2 separate regions of the Homo sapiens genome follow, and region 1 is linked to region 2. A link is an interaction called in ENCODE POLR2A ChIA-PET data of the cell type or tissue named here. Cell type or tissue: HepG2. All regions are shown on one strand. Links, peaks and the distances in the headings refer to the core of each region. The heading gives the core; the rest is flanking DNA. Region 1 overlaps RFTN2 (raftlin family member 2). Region 2 holds the start of MOB4 (MOB family member 4, phocein).

Region 1 (5,379 bases), core at 131-5,130, 98 kb after region 2:
TTTGTTGTGTCTCTGCCAGGTTTTGGTATCAGGATGATGCTGGCCTCAAAAATGAGTTAGGGGGGAGTCCCTCTTTTTCTGTTGATTGAGATAATTTCAGAAGGAATGGTACCAGCTCCTCTTTGTACCTCTGGTAGAATTTGGCTGTGAATCCGTCTGGTCCTGGACTTTTTTTGGTTGGTACGCTATTAATTATTGCCTCAATTTCAGAACCTGTTAGTGGTCTAGTCAGAGATTCAACTTCTTCCTGGTTTAGTCTTGGGAGGGTGTATGTGTCCAGGAAGTCATCCCTTTCTTCTAGATTTTCTAGTTTATTTGCATAGAGGCGTTTATAGTATTCTCTGATAGTAGTTTGTATTTCTGTGGGATCGGTAGTGATATCCCCTTTATCATTTTTATTGCGTCTATTTGATTCTTCTCTCTTTTCTTCTTTATTAGTCTGGCTAGTGGTCTATGTATTTTGTTGGTCTTTTCAAAAAACCAGCTCCTGGATTCATTGACTTTTTGAAGGGTTTTTTGTGTCTCTATCTCCTTCATTTCTGCTCTGATCTTAGTTATTTCCTGTCTTCTGCTAGCTTTTGAATGTGTTTGCTCTTGCTTCTTTAGTTCTTTTAATTGTGATGTTAGAGTGCCAATTTTAGATCATTCCTGCTTTCTCTTGTGGGCATTTAGTGCTATAAATTTCCCTCTACACATTGCTTTAAATGTGTCCCATATATTCCGGTATGTTGTGTCTTTGTTCTCATTGGTTTCAAAGAACATCTTTATTTCTGCCTTCGTTTTGTTATTCACCCAACAGTCAATAAGGAGCAGGGTGTTCAGTTTCCATGTAGTTGTGCAGTTTTGAGTGAGTTTCTTAATCCTGAGTTCTAATTTGATTGCACTGTGGTCTGAGAGACAGTTTGTTGTGATTTCTGTTCTTTTACATTTGCTGAGGAGTGCTTTACTTCCAAACATGTGTTCAATTTTAGAATAAGTGTGATGTGCTGAGAAGAATGTATATTCTGTAGATTTGGGGTGGAGAGTTCTGTAGGTGTCTATTAGGTTCACTTGAGGATGAGGTTTTTTAATGTTCTTGGTATAGTACAACTTGATTCAGCTGGACCAAAAGTCCCCTGCCTTTAAATTCTGCCTTCTGGATATAAATGAGTGCATGTCTTTCTTCTATCCTGTGTTCTAAAGTTCTCTCTCTCTCACCCCCTCCCTTACCCTCACTTTCTCTCTCTCAGTGTAAGGTTAGAATTCAGTGTTTCTGAAAGTGCATAAAAATTGCTTTGGGATTCCTGTTACAATGCACATTCCTGCCCACACTCCAGAATTGGAGAGGGGAGCCATGCTGCTGTTTTGAGGTAGCCAAACAGAGGGAACTTTAGCTCCTCCTTCTCCTTTATTTTGGTGGTTTAACAATATTAGCTGCTAACTCAGCTGGTTTGGTCCTCCACCAAATTTGCTCTGAAGAGTTACTGTCAACTTTCACCTTGAACTCTTGAAGGAAAAAGGATTGAGCCCATTGGTATTATTAATAGTGATAACAATTAAGAAGGGATTCTGGCATGTTTTCAGGACCAACAACAATAACTCTGGAATAATGTGGTGATATAAGATTACAGCATCATGACGTTTCCATGGTAATGCAGCTTTAAACCCTAGTGGTGTGATATTGCCTAGGGTAATTGAAGCAACAACTTTAACCTAGGGACGTACTGTATGTATGTAATCCAATAACAGGATATATTTGAGTGAGGGAAAAACAGCTTATATATAGGCCATTCAAGTATGGCTTAGGTGACAGAAGAGTAGGGAGAATGTTGAAATTACTTAAGACTCTGTTGTTGCATATAAGACAAACACATGTAAGGAAGAATGTTTTCACTGACAGTAATTTTAAGTTATGTTTTCGACATGTGGGCCGCAAAAAGAAGATGATGATAGACATTCTTTTTTCTGGGTGTGAGAATATGTGTAAGAAGATATCTTAATAATGTCATTATGTATTTCTGTTGCTTTTATTATCTTGTCATCTTCAGTGCTGATTTTGTATATAGTGAACTAGAGTATTTACATTTTCTGAAACATCCTGATTTAGGACAGGCCAAGCTACCATCCCTGAACATTGGTTTCAACTTATCAGAAATTTTGGTTCTGCTAAGGATTGCGTCCCAAAACATTAGCCCTAATTCATTAGCTTAATATGCCCAGGCCCTGTATAGGTACTTTGCGTGTATTATCTTAGTCATAGTGATAATCCACTAAAGTTGATATTATTGTCCAATTTTTCAGATAAGGAAATTTATCTTAAAAAGGTTAGATGACTTGCCCAAATCATACAGCTAAACAATGATGAAGCTATAATTAAAACAAGATCTGCTTAGCTCCAAAGCCTGGGCAGCTCATAACCATTCCTCTAGTGTCAGAGACTAAAAACTTCGGGCTCTATCCTCTATTTTGACCAAGGTCAACTGTATATAACACTTTTCTTTATTTGTAAAGATGACATCATTGACCATGATTACTATCGTTGTGTGTACTGAAGCAGCTAAGAACAGCATGTGACTTGTCACAGGGACAGTATATTTGCACAAGAATAAAAAGGCAGAGAATAAACAAGATTTACCAACAATCCTTGTTACCAAATGACCTTCATCCTATATTTCCTGTGTTGCAGGCACTTGGCAGGACTCAAATTACAAAATGCAAAGGAACAAAATAAACACCAATATTGCACAATGCTCCTTGGCATACAAAAGAAGAGTAGACATTGAGAGTTGTAGTGAGCCTTGTTGCATAATGGCAATTAATGTTAAAATTACATTTTTCTGCTATCTTCTATACAGAGTTAGTAGCATCTTCCTAAATGGAAATCTGCTAAATAGTGATGATGCTGCCCTCTAATCTCTTTAGTATTTGATGATCCCATCCAACTTTGACAGTTTAAAATGTCTCTTCTTTTTAATATTCCTACAGAACCTATAGACTAAGACACCTCATCTAGCCCTTGATTAGTTACTGTATTATATTACACAATACATAAGCTTGATCTGCCCTGACCAGAATGTAAGTCCCTTGTTTTGTACATATGAAACGTAAGCTTAACCAGCTCACAAGATCCTTCAGGGCCAGAAACCATGTACAGCTTCCACATATTTTTATTTATTGATTGACTTTTTGCCTTTTAAATTTGATTTTTAAAATTTAAAATTCAGAATGGCGTGGCAGAGATAAGAGAAGGAGCATCTGAATGCTGAGAAGAGTTTGGCTGGAGATGGTTGGAGAGGAGATCGGCTGCTGGACGGTCAAACTCCGGAAGATGATCATCTTCCCACTGCATCCCACCTCTACCCTCAATAAAACCTGCACAATCACTGTCCTCAATTCCCTGTGCAACTTGGTTCTTCCTGGACGCTGGACAAGGACCTAGGTACTGAGAGGACACTGAGCTGGTTAACACTTAAGCCCTCTGCAGATGGCAAAACTAAAAGATCACTGTAACACATGCCTACTTGGGCTTTGGGAGTCACAGGCACCCACCCCTAGACGCTACCATGGGGCCGGAGCCCCACAGCACTCACCCCAGCTCCTGCACCTGCCCATCTGTGTGCTTCCCCTCCTGTAAGTGGTTTGAGCATGCAGAGGGTGAACAAACAAGCCACACCCCTGTCACACATCCTGCAAGGTTGAGGGCGGGGGTGTCATGGAATTCTCCTGTTTTGTGAAGACTGAATCTTGAGAATTATTACTATTCTGTTATTTGACAGATATGTCACAGAGTACAAAAGGCTGGGAAATCATGCTTCAAGGAGTCATCACTCAATTTGAGAACAGTTACTATAGAGCTCTGGGAAGAAAAGTAGATTAATTGCTTTGCTTACTTCAAACATTCCTTTTTTGTTCTTTAAACTTGAGTTTCTTTACTTTATATCCACCTTAATTCCTTTCCCTACCCGAAGAAGGTGTGGCTTTTCAGATAAAGCCATGCCAATCAAAGGTTTTTAAATGTTGTGGGGTACTGGGATACTGGACAGGGCTAAGTTGCTAAACCGGGAAGGCCAGAAAAGGTGAGTGAAGTGGGTTAGACTAAGGAAGGGGAAGTTGCTTTCCTTAGTCACACCTGCAAATCACTCAGAATGTTGAACCATAATTGACTCTGCTAAAAGGGAAGGCCTAGTTGGTACTGTGCTGTCCTCTGCAGGTAGTCACCTGCCCAGGCAGGACAGCCTTAGCAGTCAGTCATTTCCTGGATGCCAAAGCGGGCAGAGGACACATCTCTGGGTCCCAGGAATAGCAAAGCATTTTACATAATGACTTACTTGGTCTCTGTTTCCCTCTCTCAAAAAAGTAAGATTCAATTTTTCCTTTCCAGGAAAGTTAGTAAAAGGAGAAAAGGAAAAGGAAAGTTAGTACTTACAAAATATTGGCATTTGGTTCTAATGTAGGCATTTATTTTAATGGAAACAGCTACCAAGTCCATGTGCCAAGGGGAACTAACTCACCACACTGGAGGGGAGGTGGCAGAAGCGCTCCTCCATCCTGCTCACTCTGGAACCCTACTGTGTCCTAAACCTGGCTGTGGGCTGGGGTGAGAACAGTTTTGGATATGTGCTGCAGAGCCTAACAGCTTATACATCTATAATGCCAAGGACTATATTTACTAACCTCTAAGGTCCATAAAATCAAATTCGAAGCTCAGTGTAATGTTTTCTGTAGGCATTAAACAAATATTTGTTGAATTGAACTATCTAACAGATGAAGTTATATATTAGAATTAAATGATAGTATGTAAGGATACTTTTGCCTTACCTGTCATGTCTCAATACAGGTGTGGGCAACACGCTTGTCAGAAGCCATCCGAATTCAGCCAGAGTGTGCAGCAGAGGGCCATAATCTGTTTTGATTTCACATCCCTGCATGAATAAGTATAAGAGCTCATAGTCTAATGGCAAAGACAACCAACTACACAATTACAACAAAGGGTGATGCGTGTTAGGATGAGGGGAGTTCACTTTCATCCGCTGCAGCCTTCCTGGGCTTCATGTTCTGCTCTGCTTCCTTCTGATAATTGAACCAAGTTAGAAACACTAGTAATGGAGAGAGGTTTCCATCCCGTTGTCTGAAGTTTGGGCCTTCCTTTGGTCTTGTTAGGGCAGTGGTTCTCGAAATTTAATACATGGGGTTGGGGAGCTGGGAATCTGCATTTTATTTTATTTTATTTTATTTTATTTTATTTTATTTTAAAGAGAGGGTCTCATTCCTACATCCAGGCTAGGGTGCAGTGGCACAGTCATAACTCACTTTAACCTCAATCTCCTGGGCTCAAACTATTCTCCTGCCTCTGCCGCCTGAGTAACTGGGACTACAGGTGCATGACACTATGCCTGGTTA
Region 2 (5,379 bases), core at 183-5,182:
CTCATGGATAATTTGAAATTACTTATGATACTTTGGCTTTATAAAATATTTTCTTCTAAAGCTTCAAGGTTCCATATTTAATTTTATGCTTGCTTTCATACTTTATGGGGCAGAGGGAAAGAACTGCTATGCACAATCTTCATTACACATGAAGAAACATTTATTTGATAGCTTGTTCAATGTCTTAACAGTTAACAGGCAAGAGAATCTAGATTTTCCGAATCCCAGTCCAGAGCTATTCCTACTGGTGCATATTGCCTTTAAACAGATCACTCCACTCCTCCTTTACCTGAAATATTCAAGTATTTCATGTAACTGTTATTGTTGATCATGCTTTTTGTTTTTCTTTTCTCTCTCCTCCTACCCCGGACAAATTAACCCTAGTTATAAAATTTGTCTTGTTTGGAGGTACGTAATCTACAGGCTGACAGAGGAATGAAAATGTGAAGGTTATGAGCTAGAAACATTCTATCCCTAAAGAACAAGGTCCTTCCTATGAACAAGGCCAGGGTTGACATCAGAATGCAACTTTATTGGACTTTTCAAAAACAACGAATGTGCATTTTGTTCCCGAATTTAACACCTACTCATTCACGTTTTTTGTTGGTTTCAGATGGGTTGAAACAGTTTAACAAATCTGGAATTAAGAGAAAGTGAAGATGATTCCATTCAACTATAGGTGACTATTTACAGCTCAGGGAAATATCACACAATCTGGGAAATGTAAACGTAATCCTTGCAGTAAGTGAGGCGAGTTATCTATAGACCAAGAGGCCTCCCTGGGACTCTGCTATCTCATAGACCCAACCCATCTCTCTAAGGGAGGCAACATTTACGTGTCACTTGTCCTAGGCTCTCGTTGCATTTAATACAAGTTGAGCATCCATAATCTGAAAAGTCCAGAATCTGAAATGCTCCCAAATCTGAAACTTTGAACATCCACATGATGCCACAGGTGGAAAATTCCATACCTGACCTTCTGTGACCGGTTGCAGTCAAAACTTTGTTTCACGCACAAAATTATTTGAAGTTTTATAGGCGCCTGCCGCCACGCCTGGCTAATTTTTGTATTTTTAGTAGTGATGGGATTTCACCATGTTGGCCAGGCTGGTCTGGAACTCCTGACCTCAAGTGATCTGCCCCCCTCAGCCTCCCAAAGTGCTGGGATTACAGGTGTGAGCCACCGCTCCCGGCCTATTTAAAGTATTGTATAAAAGTAACTTCAGGCTATGTGTGTAAGGTGTATAGGAAACAAATGCATTTCACATTTAAACTTAGGTTCCATCCCCAAGAAATCTCATTATGTATATGCAAATATTCTAAAATCCAAAATAATCAGAAATCTGAAAGTGTTTTGGTCCCAAACTTTAAGATGAGGGGTACTTAACCTGTATAAGAATTTGTGATTTGCACGTCTCTGTTGCTGGAGTCAAGGCAATTTGTAGTGAAGGACTGAGCCTTATCATACTTGTACATTAGTGCCTACCATATAGTGGGGCTTAATGAGTATCTGTTGAACGAATAATCTTTTCATATGTAGACGCTGGTTCTGGGAGGGCAAAATTAAGTCCCTATTCTTGAAGAGTTACCAGTCAATACATCTTCCAGAGAGAACCAACTTCCTGTTGTTAAACCCTTCAATGCCTAGTTCTAAGTCACTGACAATTACTCAGCTAGAGACCCACTCAACCTCTCCTCTCCTCTCAAATTCCATTTCTGGAAGCTGTTACATGGCCCTTCCCTCAGCATTCTCAATACACCTTCTATCTAGGGACACTTGATGTTTTCTTCTTTTGGAAATCATGCTACTGTATGCGTTTTTTACTTTTTGAACTGTCTTCCCATCTGCTATCCCAAGGCCTCCCTCACCCCAGATAAAAGATTCAAGGTTTCTAAGCAGGAAAAAAAGTTTGCGAAAATGCTGTGGTTTCTTAAGAGAGAACACTTAAAATTTGCAACAAAGGAAATGTGGAATCCTGTAAGATGTAAAACCCTCACCACCTGTCAAGGACTACTAATTTCCTCCTCCTGCTTCTGACTTGAAAAACACGAGCTAAATCTGTCTGCCTAACGCACAAAACCAGATGTCCACTCTTCATCTCACATAATTGACATCTGCGTCTTTTATCTACGTAAACAAACTTGTCATTGAAAAAGTCCTTGGCTTTGAAGTCGCCGGATGGCGTAAATAACACTGACACTCAAATCCCCCGTCTGATTTCAGATTGGGTCGATTTCACGCAGGTTCTATAGAATTTGCCAAGACTGCTGGCCTGTTTTCTACCCTGATTCCTTAGGTGGCTTCTGGGACAGAATTACGGTTCTCTAAGTATTTGCTTGCAGGTGGGTTTACTGAAACGGTCGCCACTATACGAAGTTCGTTCTTCCCGTGTAACTAACGAGAGCCCATACCAACGTGCAACGCAGCCGTGCACACTGCCGCAGCGGTCGCTGCGATCACGACCTTTCAAACCGCCCCGCAGCCCTCGCAAAGAGGCTCGTGGCGCCCGCCTTCCGGTGCCTCAGTCCCTGCCAGTAGCCACCCGACGCCGTCCGGCTGTTCCTCGTTCGCCCTCTCCCTCCGCCTAGCCCGCTTCTACCCGGACGGCTCCCGGCGCAGGCTGCAGCTGTTCCGTCAGCTGCCGCTCCTCCTCCCAGACGCAGAGCGCCGCTCTGCCCCGCCCCCCGCGCAGGCTGCCGTCCCTACATCCGGGTACCGACTCCAGCCGCCTAGACGCTGGCACTATGGTCATGGCGGAGGGGACGGCAGTGCTGAGGCGGAACAGGCCGGGCACCAAGGCGCAGGTACCATGTCTGCACTTTTCTTGTCGGGCAACTAGGTGCCGAGCAGTGCTGCGCCCGGAAGCTGGCCGCCACTGCGGGGAGGTTGGGCCGAGGCGGCAGGCGGGCGGGCTGGGGCACTGGTGCCCGGCCTGCTCTTCCGGAGCTGCAGCCCCTCAATTTGGCTGAGGCGGTGGCGGCCGCCGTGAGGCCTGCGGAGCTCCGACCCAGGGGTAGGCGTGAGGGGCGGGTGGGGTCTGCTGGTGGTACCTGCCTGCCGAAGCCCTGGGCTGCGAGCCTGTCAGCAGCAACGGCTTCTTCTCGCCTTGCCCCTGAGCCCCAGCTGACTAGCATTGGAGGGGCGCGACCAGCCTGGTGGAGACCCCCGGGGTTTCCTGAAGGTCGGGGCCGCTGAGGTGGGAGGGGGTGTAAACACAGCCTACCTCGACCCGGCGTCCAGTTCCTACCTGGCCTGGGAAGTACCTACCCGTTTCCTGCCATCCAGCTTGTCTAGCCGGATCCGGGTGCCGATATTCTCCTCCTTGTTTCCCTTTGACCACCTCTCCCTGCCGCTTTCCCTGGAGCTGTTCTCTGGTCCAGCAAGTTTTCATCACTAAGTTGTGACTTGTTAGATGTCATTCCTTGCTAATATGCGTGAAGCATAGTCAGAGAATGAACTGATTATAATTTTGTCAGCTTTTTTGTAGGGCATTATGTGTGGTAAATTGGTGCTTGATTAGGCATTGTTTCTTAGGGTTTGGAAAAGATGGGATGCCTCACATTAAAAATAAATAAATAAAATTGGCATCCAGACTTGAACTGATTAATTGCTAGCCGAAATGGCTTGCTATAGACTAGATGCTCTGAAATCGGAAGAGATGTGTTTATAAAATGTTAAAAAGTGATGCAAATGAAAATTGAAACAAAACAATCGTGGAGCTATGATTGTATGTCTGAGAATAGATTTTAATTTCTTATACAGAATTATGGAAAGAACACCTTTCGAAGGGGGCATACAGGTATTGATTACCTCCCCAGATTCATGTTACAGATAAGGAAACTGAAGCCCAAGAGAATTAAGTGGATTTGCCCAAGGATACATAGTCTCCTGATTCTTAATTCACTGGTGACCTGTTCTCTTTAACAAGCTGCTTCTAGTGCTGAATTTCAGAGAAAATTTTAAAGTCTTATTTTGGAGTCACATTAAGCTGTCAGTTATTCCTACTGACAGTTTTGTTTTCATACTACTGGAAATTTATCCGTTACATATGCTTGCTTTTTACCGTTTCCACACTTTTCTTCCTCATGCTCTTTTCTCAGATACCTTTACATCTTATTCTGTGGAAACATTGTTTCTGATTACATTTTTATGTTCAGAAGTAGACTTTTCTGTTCATATTCTGAGAGTCATCTCATTTATTCATAAGTTCTTAATTTTGAAAGGTTAGAAAATAAAATATTTAATATCGTAACATACTTGCTATGTTGCTGTAAGTCACATAGAAGAAAACTTATTGTCTTTTTTTTTCACATTGTCATGGATCAAGGTTGTTAGATAAAATATAACAGAAAAAGGATAAAAAATGAAAAAGACTGCTTACGCCGTAGTTTGTCCTATCTTGTTTATCACATGAATTTCGTTTAGTGAAATGGATCTGTTCTAAAATGATATATTTAGAACCGTATCTCCTTCCCTATTGGGTCAAAAGAAAAAAAATTAAAAACTATAATAGAGGGCTGGGTGCGGTGGCTCACGCCTGTAATCCCAGCACTTTGGGAGGTGGAGGCAGGCGGATCATCTGAGTTCAGGAGTTCAAGACCAGCCTGGCCAACACGGTGAAACCCCGTCTCTACTAAAAATACAAAAAATTAGCTGGGCGTGGTGGCGGGCGCCTGTAATCCCAGCCACTCGGTAGGCTGAGGCAGGAGAATCGCTTGAACCCGGGAGGCGGAGGTTGCAGTGAGCCGGAATCGCGCCATTGCACTCCAGCCTGGGTAACAAGAGCAAAACTCGGTCTCAAACAAACAAACAAAAAACTATAGGAGAGTAGGTGGAGTATCTTCCTACATTAAAAAAAAAGTTGGTTAGACTGGAATATAGGCACATAGTTGGTTTTCTTTTTTCTTTTTCTTTCTTTCTTTCTTTTTTTTGTTTTTTTCTTGAGACAGAGTTTCTCTCTTGTTGCCCCCAAGCTGGAGTGCAATGGTGCGATCTCGGCTCACTGCAACCTCCACCTCCCGAGTTCAAGCGATTCTTCTGCCTCAGCCTCCCGAGTAGCTGGGATTACAGGCGCGTGCCACCACGCCCAGCTAATTTTTTGCAGAAACTGGGTTTCACCATGTTAACCAGGCTGGTCTCGAACTCCTGACCTCAGGTGATCTGCCCGCCTGGGCCTCCCAAAATGGTGGGATTACAGGCGTGAGCCATTGCACCTGGAGGTTTTTTTTTTTTGTGTGTGAGGCAGAGTCTCGTTCTGTCGCCCAGGCTAGAGTGCAGTGGCACGATCGCAGCTCACTGCAGTCGCTGCCTCCCAAGTTCAAGTGATTCTCCTGCCTCAGCCTCCTGAGTAGCTGGGATTGCAGGTGCCTGCCACCACG

What was found. Peaks named below come from ENCODE experiments on the same cell type or tissue, not always from the same donor. Only the 100,000 strongest peaks of a DNase experiment are listed, where the experiment ranks them.
Region 1: POLR2A ChIA-PET joins it to region 2 with 14 read pairs; 6 of 35 experiments call an interaction of 5 or more read pairs at or near these places.

What each region holds. Positions count from the first base shown.
Region 1 is chr2:197,611,079-197,616,457 of GRCh38, forward strand. RFTN2 (raftlin family member 2) reads right to left here. Exons shown (of 9, transcript NM_144629.3): 7 at 4,798-4,901. Among named protein-coding and RNA genes, the nearest start is that of RFTN2, 62 kb to the right of the region's middle. In HepG2, for the core only: a CTCF peak has its summit at 4,187 (motif pointing left); DNase peaks (open chromatin) are centred at 2,603 and 4,183; H3K27me3 peaks cover 2,890 bases.
Region 2 is chr2:197,513,342-197,518,720 of GRCh38, forward strand. All of the region lies in intron 2 of HSPE1-MOB4 (HSPE1-MOB4 readthrough), which reads left to right. It overlaps MOB4 (MOB family member 4, phocein), which reads left to right and starts at 2,725. Exons shown (of 8, transcript NM_015387.5): 1 at 2,725-2,805. The coding sequence starts at 2,746. RefSeq lists a silencer at 2,564-2,783. In HepG2, for the core only: a CTCF peak has its summit at 2,640; DNase peaks (open chromatin) are centred at 2,160, 2,620 and 3,320; H3K4me3 peaks cover 2,713 bases.